Linked DNA regions of Mus musculus: region 2 is linked to region 1. The links are chromatin contacts, found by POLR2A ChIA-PET in ENCODE. All regions are on one chromosome and are shown on one strand. Each heading gives the region's core, a stretch centred on a gene start or an enhancer-like site at or near the end of the contact. The rest is flanking DNA. Distances are from core to core; before and after follow the strand shown. Region 1 holds the start of Sdf2 (stromal cell derived factor 2). Region 2 holds the start of Pigs (phosphatidylinositol glycan anchor biosynthesis, class S).

The links. ChIA-PET counts read pairs that join two places held with the same protein, here RNA polymerase II (POLR2A).
Region 2: POLR2A ChIA-PET joins it to region 1 with 16 read pairs in embryonic stem cell. The contact joins the promoter of Pigs here to the promoter of Sdf2 in region 1. POLR2A ChIA-PET finds 5 or more read pairs at or near these places in 4 of 5 experiments (Patski and embryonic stem cell).

What each region holds. Positions count from the first base shown.
Region 1 is chr11:78,241,990-78,249,934 of GRCm38, forward strand. Sdf2 (stromal cell derived factor 2) reads left to right here and starts at 3,757. Exons shown (of 3, transcript NM_009143.3): 1 at 3,757-4,181. The coding sequence starts at 4,007. Supt6 (SPT6, histone chaperone and transcription elongation factor) reads right to left here and starts at 3,714. Exons shown (of 37, transcript NM_009297.2): 1 at 3,559-3,714.
Region 2 is chr11:78,323,371-78,331,315 of GRCm38, forward strand. It overlaps Pigs (phosphatidylinositol glycan anchor biosynthesis, class S), which reads left to right and starts at 5,052. Exons shown (of 12, transcript NM_201406.1): 1 at 5,052-5,138; 2 at 5,362-5,501; 3 at 5,605-5,716. The coding sequence starts at 5,105. It overlaps Aldoc (aldolase C, fructose-bisphosphate), which reads left to right. Exons shown (of 9, transcript NM_001303423.1): 2 at 1,020-1,143; 3 at 1,234-1,445; 4 at 1,539-1,593; 5 at 1,679-1,839; 6 at 1,959-2,042; 7 at 2,272-2,446; 8 at 2,565-2,764; 9 at 2,892-4,411. The coding sequence starts at 1,032. The coding sequence ends at 2,984.

The DNA.
Region 1 (7,945 bases), core at 2,507-5,006:
ACACTGAGACCCTGCTGCAAACTAATTAGAGAACCACGAGACCTTCTAATAGAGAAACTCAATCTGGTCTTGAAAAAGTGCATTCAAATAAAGACCTAGCCAGGCGTGAGGGTGAACACCTTTAATCCCTGCACTCAGAAGGCAGAGAGGCAGATCTCTGAGTCAAGGCCAGCCTCCTCTACAGAGTGAGGAGTGATCAGGAGCAAAGGGTAGGAACTGACTCCTTGGGGGAGATAGTTGGATGAGGTGCAGGAGAAGAGCCTTCTCTTAGCATGACCTAGCAACAGAGAAGGTCAGCCTGACCATGGAGAGGAAGGGGGATGTGAAGAAAGCATAAGGATCTTCAAAGACTATATGGGAATCTTGAGTGGAAACAGAAAACTGGGGAAACTACCTCATAGTCCAGGAAAAAGATGATCCTGGCCTACAATAGAGAACACAGAGGGATCTAAGTATATAGAGGATCGAGATTAAATCCCAAGAGAATCCAATATGTAGACGTTAGGGAGAGAAGAAAAGGGTCTAATAAAGAAGACTGAAGCAGTGCTGAGAGATAGCTCAATGGTTAAGAGCACTGACTGCTCTTCCAGGAGTCTGCTGAGTTCAAATCCCAGCAAGCACATGGTGGCTCACAACCCTCTGTAATGGGATCTGATGCCATTTTTTCTGGGGTGTCTGAAAACAGCTACAGTGTACTACTCATATAAAATACAATAAGTCTTAAAAAAAAGAAAAGAAAAGAAAAGAAAAAAGAAGAAACATCCAGGAGGCTTGAAGGAGGAGGACCAAAAGTTTGAGGGCATTTTTACTGCACAAAAGGACCCTGACTCAAAACAAAACAAAAAAAAAACCACAAAGCAAAAAGAAAAAAAACAAACAAACCCCTCCAAACCAACATCAGGTACAGTGGTAGATGTCTACAGCCCCAGCTACGTGGAGGCTAAGGAAAGAGGACTGCTCGGATCCAGGACTGATGGGCATTAGTTTGATCAGTATGATTATATTTTTAACTTTAACCTTTGGGGAGTGAGGAACTAGCAGTATGCCTAAGGAGAAGTAAGGCAGCCCACACACACCAAAGGCCAGTGAGACGACTCAGCCAGCAAAAATACCTGCCACTCAACTACGTATACAGGAGAACTACATAAAAATGCAGTCATTTTTCTAAGACTAAAAAGGAGCAGCTAGTTCAATAGAGTAAAATCCAAGAGCCAAGCATTAGCAACTGTACTAGTCCAGAGACTCGGAAATGAAAACAGAGTAACCATTGGATTTGGCCACCTAGTAGCTTCTGGTGTCCACAATAATTTTGGTGAGCAGTTCCAAGGAGAGTCAGATTGGTATTAACTAAAGTCCTGGTGAAAGGTAAGAAAGTTGAACTGGTATAAACTGAAACCTGACTATAGGATGAAAATCTTAAAATTAGGGTGCTGAAGCTATGCTTAGTAGTAACAGCACATGTTTATACTTCTAGCACTGGGGAGGCTGAGGCGGAGTGACCACAACTCCTACGTCAGCCTAGGCTACCTGTCAAGGAAGATGATGGCTGGAGTGGCCTTTCAGAGAGATTAGAACAGAATTTTGGTTTTGATTTTTTTTTTGGTTTTTTTTTTGGTTTGGTTTGGTTTGGTCTTTTCTGAAACATAGGATTTGGTGATTGATATTGGGAAATCATTGTGAGGAAGCCAGTGATCACACCCGACCCAGATGGTGATTACATTTATTAGGAACAAGAATATTGCTGGATGGTGGTGGCACAAGCCTTTAGTCCCCAGTACTCAGGAAGCAGATCTCTGTGGATTCAAGGACAACTAGAAAGAGTGATTCTGTCTTCAAAAACCAAAAAAAGAACTAGAGGGAGTAAATAAGCTTTGATTGGATTTTAGGACTGTTCTACTTTCTGGCTTGATATATCACTTGGTAAGTAAGATTAAGTTCATTTGGAGAGTGTTAATTCTTTGCCAGTCTAAGCTAGGCAGTGGTGGTGCATGCCTTTAATCCCAGCACTTGGGAGGCAGAGGCAGGCGGATTTCTGAGTTCGAGGCCAGCCTGGTCTACAGAGTCAGTTTCAGGACAGCCAGGGCTATACAGAGAAACCCTGTCTTGAAAAAAATAAAAACAACAAAAAATACTTTACCAATCTAATCTAGTCTAATCTAATAGTCACACAAGCCAACCAAATAAAATAAGCCTGTAGTGGTGGGACACTAGGCATGGAGAGGGGCTCTAAACTCGTGGTTGAAGGGAGAGCTGTTTTTGAGACAGGGTCTACAAATGCAACCAAAACGTAAATTCCATGATCCTCCTGGCTCAGCTTCTCCATTGTTGCTATAATTGTTTTGTAACTAAAACACTGAAGACTCACAAACTGTGAGTGTTCAACAATAGAACTAAACTTTTTCTCCCCAAAATTAATTAAATTCAACGACTTCCACACATTGTAGCATACTTCAATGCTGGGGAGGGGGACCAGGCTCCTCCCTTCCTACAGGTTTATGGGCAGTTAACGGTTGCTAGGGGGGAGGGGCTCATCATGAGATCCCACCAACCCTAAGGATCGATAGTAATTCATGGTTGCTGGGGGAGGGGAACATTTTCTTTAGGGTTGTAGCCCAGGCTTCTCTGAATACTTCTTCACCCATGTACTTGTAAACCACCATAAATTAACTAATTGAGGCATACACACACACACACACACACACACACAAATTAATGAAAGTAATAAGTAATGGAGGATTCTGAAGAAGGGGAGCAGCGGGAATGGAGTGGGGCGGGATGAAAAACAAATTACCCTATGACCTTTGTATTACCGTGTCTTTTCATGTAATTATTACAGGAGACCCGCCTCCTAAAGGAAAACAGAAATCGATTCTTTCTGTAATACAGAGGAACTGCTTTACTTAAGATACTCGAGTACCTGATGTCAAACAATACACATTTCTGATTTAACAACCAATTCTAATATTTATGATAGGTCTTTGGCAAGTGTTCGAGGAAATGAATTATACAAGATGGAAGGCTCCAGGTACTTAAGTATAAACTCGCATCTTTAGAAAGGATTAAGGGACTTGCCCATATGTGGAAAAAAAACCGTATAATTACTCAACATTTTGTAAAGAGCTAACATTCAGCACAGTACACCCGCCTCATGGCTGAACTCTCGAAAGCTCAGCAGGACCCAAACGCCGGACTAATTAATCCGATCACCTGATGCCAAGTAAAGAAACCCTTAGGTCTCTCTTCTAGTCCCAATTTTTTGCGTGGCCCAGATTCCAGACGCCGCGGAGAAGATGGGATCCCAGAAAGCCTGTTGATTCAAGAGGTAACCCCAGGTCACAGGTTCCGGGTGGTACCGCGTGGAGAAAGGGCTGGAGACTCTGAGCAATCACGGTACTTTCCTGTCCTTTTCCCCCCTGGCAGATCAGGGAAAGCCAGGGCCCCCTTCCTTCCCGCAGTGGGGCACCCCAAAGCTTCTTCCCTTACGGGACCAGGCCCCAGGAGTCTGGCTCGCCACCTGCGCACCCACACACGCAACACACTCTCCAGGCTGAGCGTTACCTGCTTGAAGGCCGCTGCTTCTCCGCTACGCTAAGCTCCCACCGAAGAAAATGGAGTCGCCGATCAGAGACTGCAAAAGGATAGTCCGGACCCACCGCAAGGGCCCTCCGCAGCCGCCGCCACCACCACCACCACCGTCGCCGCTGCTGCGTTAACGTAGTACGTCACCTCCGGCTCTCTGTCACTGGGAGTGGGAGGGTCATTTCCTGCTGTCTTTTCCCCTCCGGCGTCTAGGGCTTTGGTTCCGAGTCCGCGAACGCCTAAGGAACGCAGCCGCCACAGAGCACCCAGTACAAAGTGAGGTCCCGAAGGCCTCCCGGGCCAGCGTGTTCTTTAAGCCGCTCTCGCCAAAGGAACCATAAAGATTCAGGTTAAGGAGTCTTCTCTTCCATCTTGGCGTAGTTCTACCCTCGGCTTCCGGTTCCGGGGACGGGCCTAATTTTCTTGGATGATTAGTTCTCTCGGATCTAGGATGGCTGTCTTGTCGCTTCTGTTGTTGGGTGGTTTGTGGAGCGCTGTGGGAGCGTCCAACATGGCTGTCGTTACTTGCGGCTCCGTGGTGAAGCTACTCAATACACGCCACAATGTCCGACTGCATTCTCACGACGTGCGCTATGGGTCAGGTACAGAGGGGGACTCACCGCTCTGGGTGGGCTGCCTAGGCCGGGTGAGCCTAGAAGGGGCGGGGCCTCGGAGTCTGAGGGCGTGGTCTGGGAAAGTTAGCCGTGCCCTATTTCTTGAAGAGGACGACGAGTTGCCAAGGAAACTTAGTCCTAATGTTAGTTTCTGTTTGATGAGCTGTGGGCCAAACGTGTTACATATATACTTTCCGGTTTTTAACATTGTATTGAGGACAGATACTAAAGTTATTTTCTTAGGTGAGTAAATAGACCTAGAGATATTGCTCAAAGCCAGCTAGTGAATGATGGAGACAGGGTTTAATCCAAATCTGTGCAGGTTCAAAATCTTTCAGATTCCATGGGCTGCCACTATTTTGTGCTGGAGAGAGGAGCATTTAGAGCAAGACAACATAAGCTGAATCTCAGATTTTAAATGTCACCTATTTTTAGCTCATATTTTTTGACACTCTAACTTAGCAATAACTTTCTTGTAAAGAATTTAAGCATTGACAGACATTGCAGAGGAAAGTCTGTTTTTTATCATGTGCAATTAAAATACTCACTTATTCGTGGGCTCATTCATTTGGCCTAGATTTAAAGAGCACTTTTAGTGTGTCTCGTATTGTTCTAGATACAGGAAATACAGTAGTGAATCAAACAATAAAACAAGACTAATGGGCAGGCGTGGTGGCCTAGGTCTGTAATTGTAGCACTCAAAAGGTTGAAGCAGGATTGTAACTTCAAGATCAGCCTAGCCTATATAGTGGGGGCTGTCTCAAAACAACAGAAGTTCAAAGGCTGGTAATTACTTCAGTGTTAGAGTATTTGCCGAGCATACGGAAAGCTTCTGCCCCCACACTGGAGGAAATAAAGTCATGAAGTTCGACAGGAGGTGTACTTGTGATATAATTTGAATGATTGATGATGCTATTTGCTAGAAAGGAAGTGACCTTCTAAGATGGTTAGTCTGTTCACAACTCTCAGAACCTGTCTTACCAGTTTAGTCCAGGGAGTATGTAGTCTTTACATTCCTAACCACCTCATTCAGTAAACACCTACTCAGGCTTACTACATTCTTTTTTTTTTTTTTTTTCTTTTTCTCGAGACAGGGTTTCTCTGTGTAGCCCTGGCTGTCCTGGAACTCACTTTGTAGACCAGGCTGGCCTCGAACTCAGAAATCCGCCTGCTGCTGCCTCCCAAGTGCTGGGATTAAAGGCATGCGCCACCACTGCCCGGCAGTTTTACTACGTTTTAATTTAATGTTTCCTGCTCTGGCTCTACTAAATAAAAATGGAGTTAGGCTGGGCGGTGGTGGTAGAGCAGGAGGCATTTAGTCTTAATATTCTGGAGGCAGAGAGAGGCAGGATCTCTGAAGACAGCCACTCTACCTAGAGAATTTCAGACCAGCCAGTGCTACACAGTGAGACACTGCCTCAACAAACAAAAATCCAAATTAGCAGTCGGGTGGTGGTGGGCCATTCCTTTAATCCCAACACTTAGGAAGCAGAGGCAGGTGGATCTCTTTGAATTTCAGGTCAGCCTGGTCTACAGAGTGAGTTCCAAGACAGCTAGGACTACACAGAGAAACCCTGTCTCGATAAAAAAATAAAAATCAAAAAATCAAAATCATTTAAACGAAGAACTTGGATTAGCCCTCTTGGGGGATGGGTTTGTGCATCATCTATTCAGATGCTAATTTCTATGCTTCTCTTTAACTGCAGTCCAGAAGTTGGCCAGGTTAAGCACTTCCAGTTTCAGTGTTATGCAAAAATTGTTATCCGTCACCTCTGATTGGTTAATAAAGAGCTGATTCAGCCAATGACTGAGCAGAGGAGAGAGGGAAGGCAGGACTTCCCGTCCCAGTCATGGGGTCCCACAGAGGAGTGAGAAGGGGTTGGGGGAGGAAGAAGAAAAGAAGATATGGAGGGACCAGGAGTGGCCATGAGAACACAGGTGGAGCAGAGTGGGGCTGATGAGGCTCAGGTCACAGGTGAACGACCATGAGGCTGGGGAGTAGCCAAGCTAGCACAGTAGAATAGATGACTTTCTGTCTAGCTATAGGGCTCACAGCCTTTTAATACATTTATTAGGTTCCTGTGCCTTTTATTCAGGGACCAAAAAGGACTAGAATGGACCAAGAAACGCCTTGTCCTTATTTGGGAGCAAAAGGGGTGGAGCAAATCCCCCAATTACTTTTACATAGCCCAATACCTGATGATAGTACATTTTCCTTTTTAAGAGCTACAGCTGCTGGGCAGTGGTGGCGCATACTTTTAATCCCAGCACTTGGGAGGCAGAGGCAGCGGATTTCTGAATTGGAGGCCAGCCTGGTCTACAAAGTGAGTTCCAGGACAGCCAGGGCTACACAGAGAAACCCAGTCTTGAAAAACAAACAAGCAAACAAAAGAGCTACAGTTATTTACATACATACAGTTACTCAATGTTTTCACCATGCACAATTATATTAGCTAAGGTATGGCTACAAATTTGTATGATCTAAAAATATTTTATTGTGGCTTTTTGAGACAAGGCTTTACTATACAGTCCTAACTAGAGTAAAACTTGCCAAAAGACAACTTGGGGCGTGTTGACTGTCTCCTACTGTGAATCTTCAGAATTGAACTCAAGTATAACTCCAAAATACCTTTAACCATTGATCCAATTCATTGGCTCTTTTTATGCTTAGATTTGTGTATCACTGGGCTTGGTGACCCTGTTTCAAAACAAGAAAGTGTGTGTGTGTGTGTGTGTGTGTGTGTGTGTGTGTATGTATGTTCGTGAGTGTTTTTTTCAAGATGGTTTCTGTGTGTAACAGAGCCCTGACTGTCCTGGAACTCACAGACATCTGCCTGCCTCTGCCTTGGTATGCTACCATGCCTGACTCCCTTTTATAGTTTTTACCTGAGTTCTGGAAATTGATGTTAAGCTAGCATGGCTAATACTTTTTCCCACTAAGCCATCTCCCTTGCCCCCACTCTGTGTCTTGAGGCATGATCTATCATGGGGACCTGGGGCTCACCAGGCTGGCTAGGCTGGCTTGGCAGTAAGCTGAAGGCTGCTTGTGACATCTTCCCAGTGCTGGGATTACGGGCACAGTTCACAGTGCCTGTCCTTTTTTATGTGGGTTCTGAAGGTGGAACTCGAATAATCAGGCCTGGTAACCAGAAAACAACTTGCAGGCATCATTCTCTTTCTACTGTGTGGCTCTGGGGTGGAACTTAGGCTGGGGCTTAGGCAGCCTGTGCCTTCACCCTTGGGTATCTCCCTGGTCCTTTCACACCCGTTTAAGCGTACTCATTGAGTGTGTCTTAAATGTCAATGTTGTGGAAGTAATATATTCCCAAACGTATGTTTCCTCCCCTCCATGCCATTTGTGACACGGGGCACATCCTTGGCCCCAGAAGAGGAAGGGCTTAGGTTGAGCTCCCTTGGCCTGTCTTTTATCAGTTTAATTAGTTGTACTGTTAGCTCTGGTTAGTGCAGAAAGGGAGCCAAAAGCTCACAGGCTACTACTCAGTTTTACAAGACCCCATTCAGGGAAAAGAAAGGCTGGTATTGGGCTGGAGAGATGGCTCAGCAGTTAAGAGTACTGACTGCTCTTCCAAAGGTCCTGAGTTCAAATCCCAGCAACCACATGGTTGCTCACAGTCATCTTTAATGAGATCTGATGCCCTCTTCTGGTGCATCTGAAGACAACTACAGTGTACTTAGATATATTAATAAATTAAAAAAAAAAAAAAGAAAGGCTGGTATTTGCCAACAATATC
Region 2 (7,945 bases), core at 3,802-6,301, 83 kb after region 1:
TCTAGTTCTCCTTTCCAGTTCCAAGTCATATGCCTCCAGGACTTTTTCATTGGGGTCAGTGCATTCCACCCAGGACATTTTAATCTCAGTCCATTTCTGGTTCTTCTAGGCTTGTCCTCTACTCTAGGGTATAGGCCCAGGAAGAGCATCAGGACCGGTTAGCTTGTATCACCATTACCCGTCTCACCTCTTCCAGGTCTCCTTCCTGCTTTTCCTGCATCTCTCCCTCTTTCCCATAATCCACTCACTCAGCCTTAATTCCTCGCCTCTGGGGTCTCTACTAGGAGGCTGAGTTGTGGGGAGCCAAGCCTCCCTATTTCCTGTGCCTCTTGCATATGAGGGAATGCCGGGTACTAGGGATGATCTGGTGATGTCTCTTTCCTGTCCTCTCATGTATGCTGATATTGCCTCTCTCCTACCATACTTGCAGCCCTGGGAGTCAATCTCCACCATAGGTAGGGGAGTAGGCAGTAGCAAAGGCAGTCAGGTTTTCAGTACCTGTACCACTGCTACTCCCTGCCCCCTGCCTTCCACTAGACTTGGGGAAGGATGCTGTAGGTTAAACGTCTCATTCACAAACCTTTGAGAAAAGTGATCCCCCCCCCCCCCCGCCTTAGGGACCCTTTTGAAGAAAAGAAAGGGGAAGCAGGAAAGCAAAAATCAGAAACAACAGGTTTTCTGTTTACCTCAGGAAGGGGCCAGATTCAGTGAAAGAAGAGCTGGCATTCTCAACCTGGCAGCAGTTTCCAGGAAGACCTGTGGCTTCAGGGCTGTCGCCTCCCATCCCCCACGCTGCATCTCTTCTGGAGCTGGGAAGGGTGCCCACCAGGAACAAAAGGAGATGTGGGAACTGGGGCCCTAACTCTGTTAGCTGTCAAAGAGATTGATACCACTTTGATGCCCAGGCTCCAGGCCAAAGGCTGCTCTCCTGCTCCCAGCCCCGTGCTGGGAAGCCTGTTTGGTTAGGAGAGGAAGTAGAAGGTCCTCGGAGTCTAGAGCTTATGTCTTCTCCATTCTAGACAACTGTCATCATGCCCCACTCATACCCAGCTCTTTCTGCTGAGCAGAAGAAGGAGTTGTCGGATATTGCTCTACGGATCGTGACCCCCGGCAAGGGCATTCTGGCTGCAGATGAGTCCGTAGGTAAGTGGGAGCCTGTGGTCAGGGTTGAGGAGAGGTTGCCAAGGAATTCTAGCCAAAGAACCAGCCTGTCTCCCCTTTGCTTGCTTCTAGGCAGCATGGCCAAAAGGCTGAGCCAAATTGGGGTGGAGAACACTGAGGAGAATCGCCGGCTGTACCGCCAGGTCCTATTCAGTGCTGATGACCGTGTGAAAAAGTGCATTGGGGGGGTCATCTTCTTCCATGAGACACTCTACCAGAAAGATGACAATGGTGTCCCCTTCGTCCGCACCATCCAGGATAAGGGCATTCTCGTAGGCATCAAGGTACACAGTCCCTGGTGGTGCCTGGGGGCTAGGTGTGGAAACCAGTGTATATAAGAGGGTGACAAGCCAGACCTCTATCTGTTTCCCTTGCAGGTTGACAAGGGTGTAGTGCCTCTAGCTGGGACCGACGGGGAAACCACCACTCAAGGTACCTGTTGGGTGGGTACAGGGGTGGGACATGTTGATGCTGGCAAGATGGAGGCAGGGTGGTAAGGCTGGCACTGTGTTTTCAGGGCTGGATGGGCTCTTGGAACGCTGTGCTCAGTATAAGAAGGACGGTGCTGATTTTGCCAAATGGCGCTGTGTACTAAAAATCAGTGATCGCACGCCGTCGGCACTGGCCATATTGGAGAATGCCAACGTGCTGGCCCGCTATGCCAGCATCTGCCAGCAGGTGTGTGCTGGGGGGTTGGGTGGTTGGATGAGGGCCCCGGGGCCGGTGGAGATGTGCTTTCATGGCTTTCTCCCATCCTATCTTCTACTTCTTCCAGTTAACCCTGCTCTTGCTTTCAGAATGGGATCGTGCCTATTGTGGAGCCTGAGATTCTGCCTGACGGAGACCATGACCTCAAACGTTGCCAGTATGTTACAGAGAAGGTAAGACCAAACATAGCCGGGAGGGACAGCCTAGCAGGGGTGCCTGTACCCCATCCCTGCTAAGATCCAGGCACACTTTCCCTTAAGGATCTTTACTGATACCCAAACGGGCTTCATAGACTAAGTCTATGCTGAGCCCTTGGTTTCCTGTACCCACCTACCCCTGGGTGAGGAGCACAGTGCGCTAGGCAGTGGTCCCAGCCCTGTACAAACCTCCTCTGCTCCCCAGGTCCTGGCTGCTGTATACAAGGCCCTGAGTGACCATCATGTATACCTCGAAGGGACTCTGCTCAAGCCCAATATGGTGACCCCTGGCCATGCCTGTCCCATCAAGTATAGCCCAGAAGAGATCGCCATGGCAACTGTCACTGCCCTGCGTCGTACTGTGCCCCCAGCTGTCCCAGGTACTAAACTGCTCCTATCCCTTCAGGTCTGACTTGAGGGTTTTCCATGACACCGGGGTCCTTTACCCTGGGCAAGACAGAGAATGATCAGTCAGTCTGTCTTCTCCTTCTACTCCAGGGGTGACTTTCCTGTCTGGGGGTCAGAGTGAAGAGGAGGCTTCTCTCAACCTCAATGCCATCAACCGCTGCCCACTTCCCCGGCCCTGGGCCCTCACCTTCTCCTATGGGCGTGCCCTGCAGGCATCTGCACTCAATGCCTGGAGAGGACAAAGGGATAATGCTGGGGCTGCTACTGAGGAGTTTATCAAGCGGGCAGAGGTAGGGAGCTAGAGGTGATGACTTGGGGAGGGATTCTGTGGACCACAGAGGTCCCAAACCGGGCAGCGTGCATTCCACATCCGTGGTCTGGCTCAGTCTGCTCATTGAATCCCATTCCGTTTTGCAGATGAACGGGCTTGCAGCCCAGGGCAGATATGAAGGCAGTGGAGATGGCGGAGCGGCAGCACAGTCCCTCTACATCGCCAACCATGCCTACTGAGGCACGCTGACTCTACCCACAGCCCTTGGCCTAGCAATGCACATCCCATTTTGCCTATAGTCACAGCCAGGGCCAAATAGCTATGCAGAACAGAGATATCTTTATCCAGCGCCAAGTCATCTCACATCTCACATGCCTTACATTGCTGTACCCGAGACCACAGGATGGGAGGGTAGAGATGCCCTCCCATGTTTGAAGATGGGGGGACTTTCTAGAAGTCAGAACAGAACATGTGGACCTTTTTCCTGTCTCCACCAGCCCTTACAGTTACCCTTGATGGTATAGTTTGTCCTTGGGCTCTGCTTGCTAATTTTCTCTCTTGGGATCAGGGGGACGTGAACTCCAGCCCTGACTCGTGCTCCTTATGCTCTGAGTACATAGCAAATAAATGAGAGCAAAACACAGCACACCGCTCTGTCTGTCTGTCTGTTGCACATACCAAAGTCTACCTCCATGTGTGCGACCTCTTGCTGATCCTATCTCAGAGCCCCTCTGATTGTGGTGGTGGTGGTGAGGTGAGATCTGAGTTTTCCTGAGCTTCAAGTTTTGTGGAGGAAGGGTTCACCTGGCTCACCATCCCTAGCTCAGGCTCCTACCTGCTGATTTCCAAAGCTGGAGTTGTTGTTAGAGGGCCTGGGGGTGGAGAGGAGGGTACAGGTCTTCCAGGGACTGACACATTAAAGGATCCAGCAGGATGAGAAACTCCATTTTGTGCAAGGCTCAAAGGGGACAAGCAGGGATCAGAGTGGGCCAGTTCTCCTCCATCTCTGAAGAATGTGCACTTAGGTCTTTTCCAATAAGGAAACCTTCCAAGCCTCGGGGCTACAGAGCTGAGTGTCTAGAAGCTTGCCAAGGGCTATGACCCACTTCCATGTAGAGAAGGGATTCATCGGAGGGTTCTGGACTTGTTAGAACTGATAGGGCTTTGTGGTGAATGATTACCCCTGGGCTAGAGTGTGAGGTAGGGTGACACTAGACAGATGTGCACTGGAAAAGTCATTGATGTTCTGCTCTGTGTGGCCTGACCTTATAATCAAAGCAGCTAACTCAGCAATTTCCATATGCTTCTGCCAGGCACTGTTCTTCTAACCATTATTATATGCATTAACACAGCTCTGTAAAGTAGGTACCATTGTACTTTTCATAGGAGGAAACAGGCTTCAAAGAGAGGCTGAGAGGCTATTTAGGATTCGAACAGCAGGCATTACTATATAGAGGCTGTGCTCAGGAATTTTTCAATGAAGCATCCTCAATCGCTCGAATTGGAATCGATTTTTAAATCCTAGTCTATAGTCTCGGCTAGTTGGGAGGCTGAGGTATCAGACATTAGGGACAGGATCACTTTAACCCTCTGGATCGTATAGGGAGATCTGTCTCAACATTAACTAAAATAAAATTAATCACATAGTAGCCAACCATGCTAAAAAGTTACCGTTTTGTCAGTTTTATCTTTAAGCTTTGAAGAGCTGGTGCTCTGAAGAAAAGACCTATGTTAGAAATGACATTAGGGGCTGGTGAGATGGCGCAGGGGGTAAGAGCACCCGACTGCTCTTCCAAAGGTCCGAAGTTCAAATCCCAGCAACCACATGGTGGCTCACAACCACCTGTAACAGAGATCTGATGCCCTCTTCTGGTACGTCTGAAGACAGCTACAGTGTACTCACATATAATAAATAAATAAATCTTTAAAAGAAGAAAAAAAAAAAAAAGAAATGACATTAGAAAACTTTTCGGGAGTCAGGTTCTTGATAAGCTCGACTTCATTTAAGTAAATATTCCCCTTCCGCTGAACGTGGTGGTGCATGTAATCCCCTGCATTGGAGAGGGCCCAGAGTCCGAGGCCAGCCTGGGCTACATGGAGATTATCGCCTTCTCTAAACTGGCGTTGTAGAGCTAAACAGTACCAGGTGCACTCAATGAAAAGCCAGGGTCAGATTGAAAGTGTAGCCGAGCGCGTACCCTCTCACGGGCTCCGCCTGCGCACTGGCGTGCGTCAGCAGTGTTGCTCGTGATTGGCAGCGGTCGCGCACCGTGGTCCCGCCCCCTCATTCTGGAGTTTCCGATTGGAGAAAGCTCATGAGGCCCCGCCCCATCGGCGACCTGGGCAGCCGGAAGGGACCATGGCGGCCGCAGGAGCTGCGGCCACGGACCTAGGTGCGGTGGATTTCAGGTGGAGGGCGCAGTGGGGAGGTCTCGCGGGCAGAATGTGTGGGTGGGGCGCGAGAAGCCTGACAGCTCCCTCCAGCCTGGGGTTGGGGGTCCGCCACGCGGGAGCGGCTTGCTCGGGGTTCCCGGCCGCCCGCACTCCTCCACGATCCCGGTGTGGCGGGCATCGCACCCTAGTTCCCGCGTCTTAGTCGGCCCTCTGTGCCCTCAGAGGTGGTCCGGGGCAAGCGTTCCGCGCTTTTCTTCGCCGCGGTGGCCATCCTTCTGGGACTGCCGCTCTGGTGGAAGACGACGGAGACTTACCGGGCCCCATTGCCTTACTCAGACATCAGTGGGCTGAATGCTCTGCTGGTGAGACTGGGTGGGGAGAACCGGGGCTGGGGGACCGGGGGGCAGCCCAGCTGTAAGGTGCAGACATTGCTAAAGACCCCGATGCCCCTCATCCCTCGCGCAGCTCCGGCTCATGGTGCCAGTCACAGTTGTGTTTACTCGGGACTCTGTGCCCCTGGACGACCAAGAGAAGCTACCTTTCACCGTTGTGCATGAGCGAGAGATCCCTCTGAAATGTGAGTTCCCATGAAGAGGTGTCAGGGCTGCTTTTTCCATCTGAGCCAGGCCCAAAACCCAGAGTTGGAATGCATAGGAGGGGCGAGGGCGACTCATAACTTACTTTAAAATGTTTTATTACATTTACTTAGTGTGCGCGCGCACATGTATGTTTGTGTGGATGTCTGTGCTGTGGAGCATCTTGTGGAGGTCAGAGGATCACTTGCGAAAGTCATTTCTCCTCCCACCATATGGGTCCTGGTCTTGGGGATCCAACTCAGGTCATCAGGCTTGGTATCAAGAGCCATCCGCCTGCTTCCCCCAAATCCTAAGAAAAGAGATCTCCTTTGGAATGTTCACTTGGGGGTTTGTGTTAGTCTAAAGTACAGTGCCTGTCCTTATGACAGTGATTTATGTCATACGGTAAATTATGCCACCTTATCCTTAGCAATTGATACCCATCAGTGCATAGGGAAAGCAGGTTGTAGCTGAAAGAAAACGGGAGTTTGAAGTTACATCGGATGTGTATTCAGACCTTTGTCATTTTAACATCACACACTGTATTGTTAGGCACTTTGTTAGGTACCAAGAACTTGAGGGTGAATAATAAATTGGTAATATTTTAAAGATGTTTATAGTTAACATCAGAAAGAAAGAAACTAGCAAAATACTGTAAGGCAGGAGGTTTGGTCTCGTGGTGGAGTCACGGGAGAGCCTGAACTCCATTCTCACCTGCCGGGGAGTAGAAAAAGGTGCAGAAGGGCTTGGGCAATGTGATTTTTGAGGTTGGGTGTTTCTGGCTTTTTGAGACAGGGTTTCTTTGGGTAGCCCTGGCTGTCCTGGGTCTTGCTGTGTAGACCAGACTTGCACCACACCTGGCAAGGACTCTGATCTTTATTGGATGCATAATCTCATGTTCAGTTTTGTTTTTTCATCAGTATTTTTTTTTTTTTTTTACTAAATGATTTAGGTTTTATTTCGGTTTCATGTGTTCTTTTTTTTTTTTTATTTTAAATTACGTATTTTCTTCAATTACATTTCCAATGCTATCCCAAAAGTACCCCCCCCCTACTCCCCTACCCGCCCATTCCCATTTTTTGGCCCTGGCATTCCCCTGTACTGGGGCATATAACGTTTGCCTGACCAATGGGCCTCTCTTTCCAGTGATGGCCGACTAGGTCATCTTTTGATACATATGCAGCTAGAGTCAAGAGCTCTGGGGTACTGGTTAGTTCATAATGTTGTTCCTCCGATAGGGTTGCAGATCTCTTTAGCTCCTTGGATACTTTCTCTAGCTCCTCCATTGGGGGCCCTGTGATCCATCCAATAGTTGACTGTGAGCATCCACTTCTGTGTTTGCTAGGCCCCGGCCTAGTCTCACAAGGGACAGCTATATCACCGTCCTTGCAACAAAGGCTTGCTAGTGTATGCAATTTTTTTTTTTTTTTTTTGATGTTAGAATGTGATCTTTGGTTCTAGAATTAAAATAACAATTTGAGAGTCATCAAGGACCTTTTATAATTCCCTCGCTTGCTTCTCAGCAGCAGCTGCTAACAGGACACAGCTTCCCCGGCACTCCTTCAAGCACCCTTTGTTTTTTGAAGCAGCAGCCCCTGGTGTTTAGAACGATTCCTTTCTAGCTCACTCTTTAAATCACTTTAGCCACCTGTCTGGTGGAGTATGGTGGTGCATTCTTTCAATCCCAGATCTCAGGAGGCAGAGGCAGGTGGATCTCTGAGTTCCAGGCCAACCTGGTCTACGTTGCAAGTTCCAGGCTAGCCGGGGCTCATAGTGAAACCCTGTCTCAATAAAAAGTAAGTGCAATATTAAAGCCATCTAAACTATCTGAGCATTCCTTAAATCTCTAGGCTTCACTCTACATTTCCATAGCTAGTGCTTTTTACAAAAGTTACTTATAATTTTATTTCTTTCTTCTAGTTCACTTTTTGTTTGCTTGTTCTTTTATTGAGACAGTGTCTCCTGTATATCTCTAGCTGGCTTCAGACTTGTGTCCATTCTTCTGCCTCAGCCTCTTGAGTGTAGGGATTACAGATATGTGCTGCTGTGGCTGGCATTAGTTTCTGGCTCACAGTGAGTAAGCTCAGATGCCATCACTTGGTGCAGCTTTGGGTTCTTTGCCCAATTTATGTGTGGCATCTTGCTGAATTGTCCCTGGGTTAGCAGTTTCTCACTTGATTCTCTTTTTTTTTTTCCTTTCTTTTTTTTTTTTTTTTTTTTTTTTGGGGGTT